2 separate regions of the Homo sapiens genome follow, and region 2 is linked to region 1. Evidence: chromatin contacts called from ENCODE Hi-C or POLR2A ChIA-PET data. All regions are on one chromosome and are shown on one strand. Each heading gives the region's core, a stretch centred on a gene start or an enhancer-like site at or near the end of the contact. The rest is flanking DNA. Distances are from core to core; before and after follow the strand shown.

Evidence for each region. Hi-C counts contacts between places; a loop is a spot of excess contacts on that map. ChIA-PET counts read pairs that join two places held with the same protein, here RNA polymerase II (POLR2A). Pooled maps may share reads with other maps.
Region 2: a loop to region 1 is called in a pooled map, with 2.7 times the contacts of the local background. The contact joins two enhancer-like sites. A Hi-C loop is called at or near these places in 1 of 50 pooled maps. POLR2A ChIA-PET finds 5 or more read pairs at or near these places in 5 of 52 experiments (HEK293, MCF 10A, OCI-LY7 and 2 more).

Annotation. Positions count from the first base shown.
Region 1 is chr1:215,541,040-215,545,877 of GRCh38, reverse strand. No RefSeq gene overlaps it. Among named protein-coding and RNA genes, the nearest start is that of KCTD3, 24 kb to the left of the region's middle. Within about 2 kb of position 2,542, at least 3 of the 41 ENCODE cell types and tissues checked have a DNase peak (open chromatin) inside an H3K27ac peak, as active enhancers do.
Region 2 is chr1:215,579,660-215,584,844 of GRCh38, reverse strand. It overlaps KCTD3 (potassium channel tetramerization domain containing 3), which reads right to left. Exons shown (of 18, transcript NM_016121.5): 8 at 4,846-4,936. Among named protein-coding and RNA genes, the nearest start is that of KCTD3, 15 kb to the right of the region's middle. RefSeq lists an enhancer at 343-1,542. Within about 2 kb of position 1,309, at least 5 of the 41 ENCODE cell types and tissues checked have a DNase peak (open chromatin) inside an H3K27ac peak, as active enhancers do.

The sequences.
Region 1 (4,838 bases), core at 1,293-3,792:
GCTAAATGGAATTTGACTATCAAAGTTTTCATGAAATCTTTATTCTATTTTATCAGAATCATTATTTGAAAACCATTAGGTATAGAGAAGACTATTACTTCAAACATTTCTCAACTCATTACCTCCTAATTATTCTTTTTTGGTTGACTAAATTGCTCAGACTCAATATAAATTTTTTTATTGTAATATGATAGATAATGATGCTGTTTTTGAGGTTTCTAAAAGCCATTGAAGAGCCATTTTACAGATAAGAAAATGAAACTTTCTCCAAATTTACTGAGTGTTAGTAAGTGGGAGATTTCAATCTATTTAATATTTTCTCATCACAGGGATCATTGTTTACATGAGTAATATATTCACTTTATTCTATCAGTAAGATAAAAATATTTTGTTCACCATATAGCTGTGGCAGAGATTAAACAAATAATTGACACATCAAACAATCTAAGTTGCACTGTAATTCTCCATTCATTCTCAATACAAATGGCCTTTCTCATGTATCACACATCCTAGTGATCTGGGTGGTAATGAGAGGCCACCATGGTTCAGTGAATTCTGGATTACATCTGGTTTGTGAACAGAACTATATCTCAGATATTGTAGTAAAGGTTTGACATACATGAGCTTCCAGGCATCATTATGTAACATAGAGATGACAAAATAGAGATGTCACAATGATTTTTTATCTGTCCTGCCCCAACATTTTGCACCTCAAGAGATGATAAATTCCTTTCCTATCTTTGGCACTTGGGTCATTAGAGAACATTACTAAAGGTCTCACTGTCCAATAATGTGCTGCCATCACTAGTGTTTATCATAGTTTACACACAAATTAATTTCTTTATCTTGATTTCTACCAAACCTGGCCACTGACCTTTAAAAACAGAAGATGTTATAGTGATTAAAATATCCAATAGTTTTTCTCCGGGGTGAGGGAATAAGAAACTCATTACCAGCATTATTGAAGGGAATGGTACTCCGTTAGGGTCATTATTCAGTTAACTATTCAATTAGAGATTTGCTGTCTTTCCAAACTGGTTTCTAGCCACAGCCAACTTTTGGGCAGGTGGCCACAATCTGCTTTCCATCATATCCAGACAGCTGTTTTAGTAACATATCATCTTGATTTATGGTCACATATAGTGCAAACGCTCTGCTGCTCAGCATCATCTCCCATATCCCATTTATTGGAGTAATTTTTTCATGCCATCTAAAAATAACCAGGTGGTAAGTATGGTCTGGAAACGGTGAATGGAGTAAATAGCTGTAATTGATTACCGGAAAATGAAATCATTAGCAGTGCTGTGTCTCCTTTTTTATCCATGTTACGCAGGTAGAATCTTTAGGTAGAGCTTGTAGAACACCAGAAATACAATCTTCATTCTCTGGAGAAAAGTCCCAAGGTTTCTCCCAAGACTGGTTATTAGTCAGCTCCAAATCTTGTTCATAAGAAATATATCTAGATGGGTCAAACTGATAGATAATTAACTCCCCAAACCTTTGTCTGATCATTTGTTTGGAATGGTGATTTTTAGTGCAAGATAGAAACATGTCTCCAGCTCCATGACTTTTCACTCTTAGGAGAGTAAAGTGTGAGAATATTGCAACCATTTCATTGATTAAATTGGTGCAGAATACTTCAGCAGTCACCCAGTTCGTATGTTTAAATGGACACAACTAAATCATATAAAATGTTTAATCGACCCGAAAAAAGTAAAAAAAAAAAAAAGGAACAAAAAAATAAAATAACTAGTTAATAAGAAACAATTTGCTGGAAAACAACTAGAAAAATAGTAGGGTTAAATCTAACCCTATCAATATTATATTAACTGTAAGTGGCCTAAATATCCCAATTAAAAGGCAGAGATTGTCAGATTATACACAAAAAATTAAAACCCAACTATTTGCTGTCTGTAAGAAACCTGCCTTAAATAAAAATAAGAAGACAAGAAAAAGATTTTAAAATGAAAAAAGACATACTATACTGTCATTTATCCAGCTATTGCCTCTCCACTCTAAATTTATATTTTATTGCATTATTTATGAAAATAGATCTGGGCCATTAATATACATATTTTTGCCAAATGTTATAACATTAAGATTTTTGTCAATAGAGGGCAGGAGGAAAGGGCGAGTTCCTGGAGAGCTCATCTTTTCTGCACTTCTCAGCTAATGCAATTTCTCTTGTGAGGGTTGCCTGCTGAGTACAGTTTTTTCCAGGATTTCACTGTATCTTGGGCTTTTGCTAGCTCTTGATGCAAGCAACAGTGGCATAGCCAGGAACTCCAGATAGTGTGACTTGCAGTCCCTGCCTGCCAGTACACAGAGATAACCTTTATCCATGCACTTGCCCCTCCTCCAGCAATTGGCTGCTGTTTTTTGTGGGATTATGGTGAAGGGAATGAATTATCAGTTGCCCTGATTCAGCCTCAGTCATAGGCTAGCCCTGTACTCTTGAACTTTGCGGGTGAAGGTTTCTCAGTATTCCTACCACTTCCTTGTTACAGTACCCAACTCTGCTATGTTTCTGTGAAAGGTTGTGAGCAGTACAGAGTTTCGCAACCTCCTTCTTCTCACTATTCCTGCCAGCATTAATAGATTTTCACTTTGTAACTGCAAGGTCTGAGCCTCAGGGATTTCCTGCTCCCTTGCAGGGCAAAAGCTTTTGCTTCCTTCAGAATCAGTAGACCTTTCTCTGGGTTATGGGGGAAAAGGGAGGGTTTCCTGAACTTCCCACGGGACATCAACAAGAAGTACTCTCCTCCACCTTCTCTTTTGCCCCCAGAATTTATTATAATCATCCATTTGAGGCCTGTGCAAAAGAACTTGTGAGCTGGTTATTTCTGGAGCTCCTAGTAACTGTAAATTATCACATTTGCCTACACTCAGCCTTTAAGAGTTTTTAAACATTTCAATTTCTTTCTTTTTCCTTGCTTTAAGGTGTCTCTTAGAACAACCACCTTATCCTTTCCTGCTCTACCATAAGTGAAACTGTATATGGGTCACCTTCTCTCTTCATAGGGCTTTTCATGCCTTCAACTTTAGCTTACCTAGTTGCTTTGTGGACTCAGCTCTATGATGGACTCTATAGAAAAATATTACTCAGCTTTTTCTCATTGTTAGAGTGGGAGCAACATTATCTTGTGGTTCTTTACATCCTATGTGGAAATGGAACTTAAATGTTATTTAAATTATAATATCAAATTTTATATTCTACATTCCTTAGGCATCCTTCTATTCTTGATTTCTGTATTCATTAAATACCATTTGGAGAGGACAAGTCAGTGTTGGTTCATAATTAGCAATGTAGACAAGCTTGGGTAATCTGGGAATACTCTAGGTTAGAAACAAATGAGAAAATTTACTTTTATAATTCAGAAGTTGTCAATATTTAACAGGATTCGCTGGCCAGAGAGAAGATGAGACATCTTTTTCCCTAACAGTGATCAAATTCATCAGTTATTTTTAAAGGACAATGAATAAAAGATGTAGAATTCTAAGAGATGGGCATTAGTCAGAAAGCTCAACAAAGTCTCTTTATGTTTTATTTAATATAATATTAGGAATAACCTTATAATAGCCACATTGTTTTTATGGCTTCCACTGATGAGGTGTTTTTCTTTTAACTTGTTAGTAGTCAGGGCAGAACTAGAAAGCAAATCTCTCCTTACCTTAGGCCAAAAAGATGTTCATTCATGATCAAGCTCTGTAGGCACATTCTGGCCATTTGGCCATTCTTTCTCTCCTTTCAAAAATCCAGTATCTGCAAAATGCAAAATAATTGATAGTCGTTACTCCACTGGCAACGTACCCTTTCTCATTCAAGGCACTGAGAGGTCAGCTTCTTTTCTTCCCTGACAGAGGTAAGCAAGCATGCTGAATTTCCCATGACAGAGTGGGAGGTATGAAAACTGTGAAACACCTCATTTTTTAATTCTCTTTACTTCTTCTAACTTATTTAGAGTATCCTATGAGGATGGAATGGCCAAAGCCATTTCTTTCTATCAGCCTATGTGTCGGTAGATGAAGGAAGTATTGTCTCATGCAAATGGACAGGGAGCAACTGACCTCCAGGGGTAAGGTTGTTCAAGTCCCTGGTGCACAGACTCACAGAATTTGAAAGTCAAAGTACTAGTGATACAGTAGTGAAACATAGGGACATTCAGAGTTACTGAAAGCCAGGAAAATAAGTGTTCAAAAGTTCAGAATCAGAAGCTAAGAGCACCACAGAAACAAAAGAATCAAAGCAAGGGAAGAAAGAAAATGGATTTGAGGTTCTAAGCAAGGAAAATTGGTCTTGAGGCAAATATTTATCTCAGTCAGAAATTTCTTTCTTTAATGGGCTTTCTTTTGAATTAGAGGCCAATTTCAAGTCATAGCTAACCCAGGATACTTAATGATCAAATCTGAGTAATTGGGTTATCCAACTGATACCTCTCTTTTTTGGTATAGTGGAGTGCTCGGTATTCTTATCAATAGTGCAACACAAATATCTAATCAAACTCTTGTGGTAGCCAAGCACACAGCTCCTAAGTAAGAAAAAAGAGGCCTTTTACAATGAAATAGAATGCTTAAAAAACTCATATTTCATGGTGAGGTAAACGAATTAGTTTGAAATTAAGAACTGCCAAGAGCTTCACAGCTACCACATTTCATACTTTAATTTGAATACTCTGAATTTTCTTTGCTTTTACAAAAACATGATTTAATATTTGAGAGAAAAGCCCCAAACAGAACTTAAAAGTAGCTTGAGAGTTGAAATAGCTCTTATGAAACAATGTTTTCATGAATTAAGTTTAAGCAAATCAGAAACACATAGCAAATTTTGCTTGAAATGC
Region 2 (5,185 bases), core at 60-2,559, 40 kb before region 1:
TGAGTATTCTTAACTTACAGCAATATGTAACTACAATAAGAATCTGTTTTCTTTTGTAACAGGACACAATTGGAGAAACTGGTTATTTTACCAAGACTTTGACTGGAATAGCATGCTTTCAGATATGGACTTGTTTAAGGAATCAAATTTGACTCATAGAGCTGATAAAAGCCCCTGGGAAAAACTGGCCACATATCTTGTCTACACGGTCCCTGTACAAGGTTTCTGACCTGTCTGGGGTAAGTAAAGAAAGTCACTTTCTGACAGGCCCAAAAGCCCCAAGTTATCATGAAACCTCAAAAGGAAAGAAACTTACCCAACTCATACAGGTATTTGCAGGCAATGATAAACCCATGGCAAGGCTCAAGGCTTTAAGAAGTCTCATTTGAGATTCTTTATGGATCAAAGTTCTATCAAAGTCAATTTAAAAAGAGCCTATATAGGAACTAATTATTCTTGCTGCACTTTATACAAATAATCAGGCCAAGTATAATAAGACTAAAGCTTATTTTGCAAACAAATCAGTCCTACCATGATTTCTTTAGTAAAAATGAAAGACTGAAAATAGGAAAATTGTTTCAAAAACTATGGTATGCTTTTTATTAGATTTGTCTCATCAGTAGTTTTTGAGTTCTTTCTGCAATTTGGACTCATCCTGCTTATCCTTGTGGACCAAGCAGTGATCTGTGGCTGCTGTTCAGAAGAAACAAGAGGCATGGGTAACACAGAAATCTGGATCAGTATTCTAATTGTGGGCATGTATTGGAATTGGCTAGCACATCAGCTTGGTTCCAACTCCATATCAGCTTGGTTACAACAATTTCCCAGTTCATGAAAAGCCTTCTTATTTAGTTTACTTGGGATAATTTTACTTATTTTGCCTTGTTATTGTAGAATATACTGCTGTTGTTCTCTTTGTGTAGGAATGCAAGATAAGCTTACTCAGTGCTTTCTTAAATCGAACACTTATTAATTTTTCAGTCATCACTTTTTGTCAGAAATCAGAGTTCTCACCATACTGACAGTTTCTAACTGAGCTCTCCTCTACTCTGAATGCAGAAGACCCTAATAGGCAGAAATACCATCATCCCTATTCAGACTGCAGAAGTTACAGAAGATGAATCTTCCTCCCTCTGAAACCCTTAGGATTAAGAGTACCCTTGTAAAAGGGAAGGGGAAAACATGTCAGAGGTGTTCAAACCAGAGTTGAATGGGGACTGAGTAAAATAAGGCTGAGACCTGCTGGGCTGCATTCCCAGGAGGTTAGGCATTCTTAGTCACAGCGTAACAAGGAAGGTCAGCACAAGGTAAAGGTCACAAAGATCCCGCTGACAAAACAGGACGGAGTAAAGAAGCCAGCCAAAACTGAAACCAAGATGGCAACAAAAGTGACCTCTGGTCGTCCTCACTGCTCATTATACGCTAATTATAATGCATTATCATGCTAAAAGACACTCTCACCAGCCCCATGATAGTTTACAAATGACATCTAATGTCTGGAAGTTACCCTATATGGTCTAAAAAGGGGAGGAACATTCAGTTCTGGGAATTGCCTGCTCCTTTCTGAAACACTCATGAATAATCCACCCCTTATTTAGTATATAATCAAGAAATAACTGTAAGTATACTCAGTCAAGCAGCCCTCAGGGCTGCTCTGGCTATGGAGTAGCCATTCTTTTATTCCTTTACTTTCTTAATAAACTTGGATTCACTTAAAAAAAAAAACTATATAATCTCATCTTTTACAGACATATTACTTCTAAGTTGTTTTTCTCTATAGTAATTAGGGTATTACACAATAAAGAGATGTCAAAAAAGGATAAAAGAATCAGGACAGCATATTTAAAAATAACTATAACAACTACAGAATTTAACTCTTAATAAGATATGTGAATTTACCTGTTTTTTAAAAAATTACAAAGAAGGTACATATTTGCTCTATAACTTTCCATACAAGTAATACATTTAAAATATGTAGAACAAGGCCAGGCACAGTGGCTCACGCCTGGAATCCCAGCACTTTGGAAGGCTGAGGCGGGTGAATCACTTGAGATCAGGAGTTTGAAAACAGTCTGGCCAACATGGTGAAACCCCGTCTCTACTAAAAATACAAAAATTGGCCAGGTGTGGTGGTGCACACCTGTAGTCCCAGCTACTCAGGAGGCTGAGGTGGGAGAATTGCTTGAACCCAGGAGGCAGGTGTTGCAGTGACCCGAGATCACGCCACTGCACTCTAGCCTGGGTGACAGTGCAAGACTCTGTCTCAAAATCTCAAAAACAAAACAAAACAAAAAATATATAATAATAAATAAAACAAAATATAAAACAAGAATATGCTCTGTTATTTCACCTCTCCATCATCTTACTGCTGCCTAGTGAACCAACCCTCTGGTTAAGACAGCTATGCGAAGAATAGAGTTACGTCTAGTTATTTCCTACATGAAGACCTCAATAAAATACAGTAGAGAGGACATGCCCTGTGAGATTTTGAAACTTATTATGAACATACTTCACCTCAAGTTGTATGAGAATAGACATATGTCTTAAGGAAATGAGAGAACTGAAAAACAGATCCAAGTATATACACACACATAAAGCAAGATAAAATGGGCTATCAGATTCACTGACAAAGAATGATTTACGTAATAAATTGTCAGAACATAATTACCTACCCACTGAGAAGAAAATAAATCCTTAAATCTCATACCACATACAAAAAAGTAAACTCCACAAGGATTAAAGATCTAAAGTGGAATATAAGCCCCAAGGGGGCAGCAATTCACACAACTACTCTTCGTTAATAGAAGTAACACTGTCATAAACTCAGCAAGAAAAAGGGACATAAACATAAAACCTAACCATGTAGAAAATTAGTGAAGCTAGGAGAACATCATACAGGTCTTCACTGTACTACTCTTTTTTTAAAGGTTTTGTAACTTACTGATACAAAAACTTGAGGAAAAATAACTTGTAAAAAAGATTACACTTTTAAACAGTTTAAATATTTTTCTTTCTTTTGAAATCTTTTTATTGCCATTGTGTTGAATGATTTAACTATATGTGAGGAAATCCAAATATGTCCTCAATTGTCTTCCTTCGTCACTTTACATGAGTATATTGCTCTGAAATGTCAGACACTTGGTGAAAGCACAGAAAGATCGTGATCAATGCAAACGCAAAGACTGGAAAATGTAATAGCATCATCCTCCATACAATTATTACCCAGTGAGTTAAATTTTGCGTAATAATGTGGTGGTTCTGGAAAAGAGCAATCTTTAGTATTGTGTACAGTAACAAAACGGAAGTTATGCTGTTACACTTGGATCACTTATCATTTCACAATTCTTCTGGAATTCCTTATTGACAAAAATATGTACATAATATGTAAACAAGGGTCTACAAGTCACCTCAATTCAAATATATAAGATGATAAATTCAAAACAATGCTTCCTAAAAAAAAATTACTTTACCAAATTAGTCTTGCCTCATACAAAACCATCCCCAAAGAAATTATGCAAAAAACAATTTCCATGCTATTTCATAATTAAAATTACAAATCCACAAAACACTTTTTTTAAAAATTTGTTTATTTATTTATTGAGACAGAGTCTTGCTCTGTTGCGCAGGTTGGAGTACAATGGTGAGCTATCAGCTCACTGCAACCCCCACCTCCTGGGTTCAAGTGATTCTCCTGCCTCAGCCTCCCGAGTAGCTGGGATTACAGGCATGCATCACCACACCTGGCTAATTTTTGTATCTTCAGTAGAGATGGGGTTTCACCATGTTGGTCGGGCTGATCTTGAACTCCACCCATCTCGGCCTCCCAAAGTGCTGGGATTACAGGCGTGACCCACCGTGCCCAGCCAAAACACTCTTAAAACATAAAAGTCTGCACTTAATCATTACTACAAGGAAAATATAAACCTGAGATTACTGATATAAACAGCACTTACCAGACATGCCAAACCTTTCATAAATTCAGATTTTTAAAAAAAAAATACATCTGGGATTCTTTAAACTATATCTGTAAACTTTAGAAGACATTTTAGATATTTTTCAGCTTATTGTGACTATTTTTCTTAACCGAACTCAACAGTGATAAACAAATAGTTTATGTATCTTTGATTTTTCTGCAATTAAATGAAATAATAATCTAAGCTAGTATATTCCAACCACTTTTGTGCTTCTACACCATTCTCTGTCATCAACATTTCTCAATGAGTACAGTGATTTTGAACTAAGAGTCCTATCACTTTCCCAATTAAAAAAAAAAAAATCACCGGTCTACACTATTCTTCATTGCTTCTCAGGCTCTGAGAATGTAAGCATTAGTAAAACCAAACTACTTCTTTGTAAGTTTCACATATTAGATATTAAACTATACCACTTGTGCAATAACTGTCCTGCTTTACTACCTCACTTCCCAAAATGTGGTATTTATGACCAATGTACTCTCCCTTGCTATAGAATACAAAACACTGAATCATTAGAGATAGACCATCAGGGAGCTCACATTAATAATCCTGTCTAACATCATTATATACTACAGTCTCAGAAGCTAGGTATAAGCAATAAATAATACATCAGGATATCTCAGTTACATGACAATTCACACTTGTCTGCTAAATGTTTACAACAGATAAAGGCTATCAGAAACATTTACCAAATTAGCTGTGAAAATAAAAGTACACTAAATCTTAATCAGATGATACAGACATGGGTAAAATATGCAGGGAAAAAACTTGATGACTAAAAAAAAATAGCTTTTCAATCTAAAAATATAAAATCACAATTAATTTTCAAACTGCCACCTGTAAAAGCAAAGCATTATTAATTATACACTACCTGTAACACACAGCAAAATGGGCATATGCAGCTACAATCCAGTTGTGATGGCCAGCTACTATTAGCACCTTTCGTGGATCCACAGGAAATCCTGTTGATTTTGGAAAAAGAAATATTTTACATTCTAAACCGGGGGTTGGCAAATTACAGCCACCAGGCCAGTTTCAGCCTTCTGCCTGTTTTGGTTAATAGTTTTGTTAAGAGCCGGGCACAGTGGCTCACACCTGTAATCCCAGCACTTTGGGAGGCCGAGGCGGGCGGATCATGAGGTCAGGGGATCGAGACCATACTGGCTAACACGGTGAAACCTCATCTCTATTAAAAATACAAAAAATTAGTC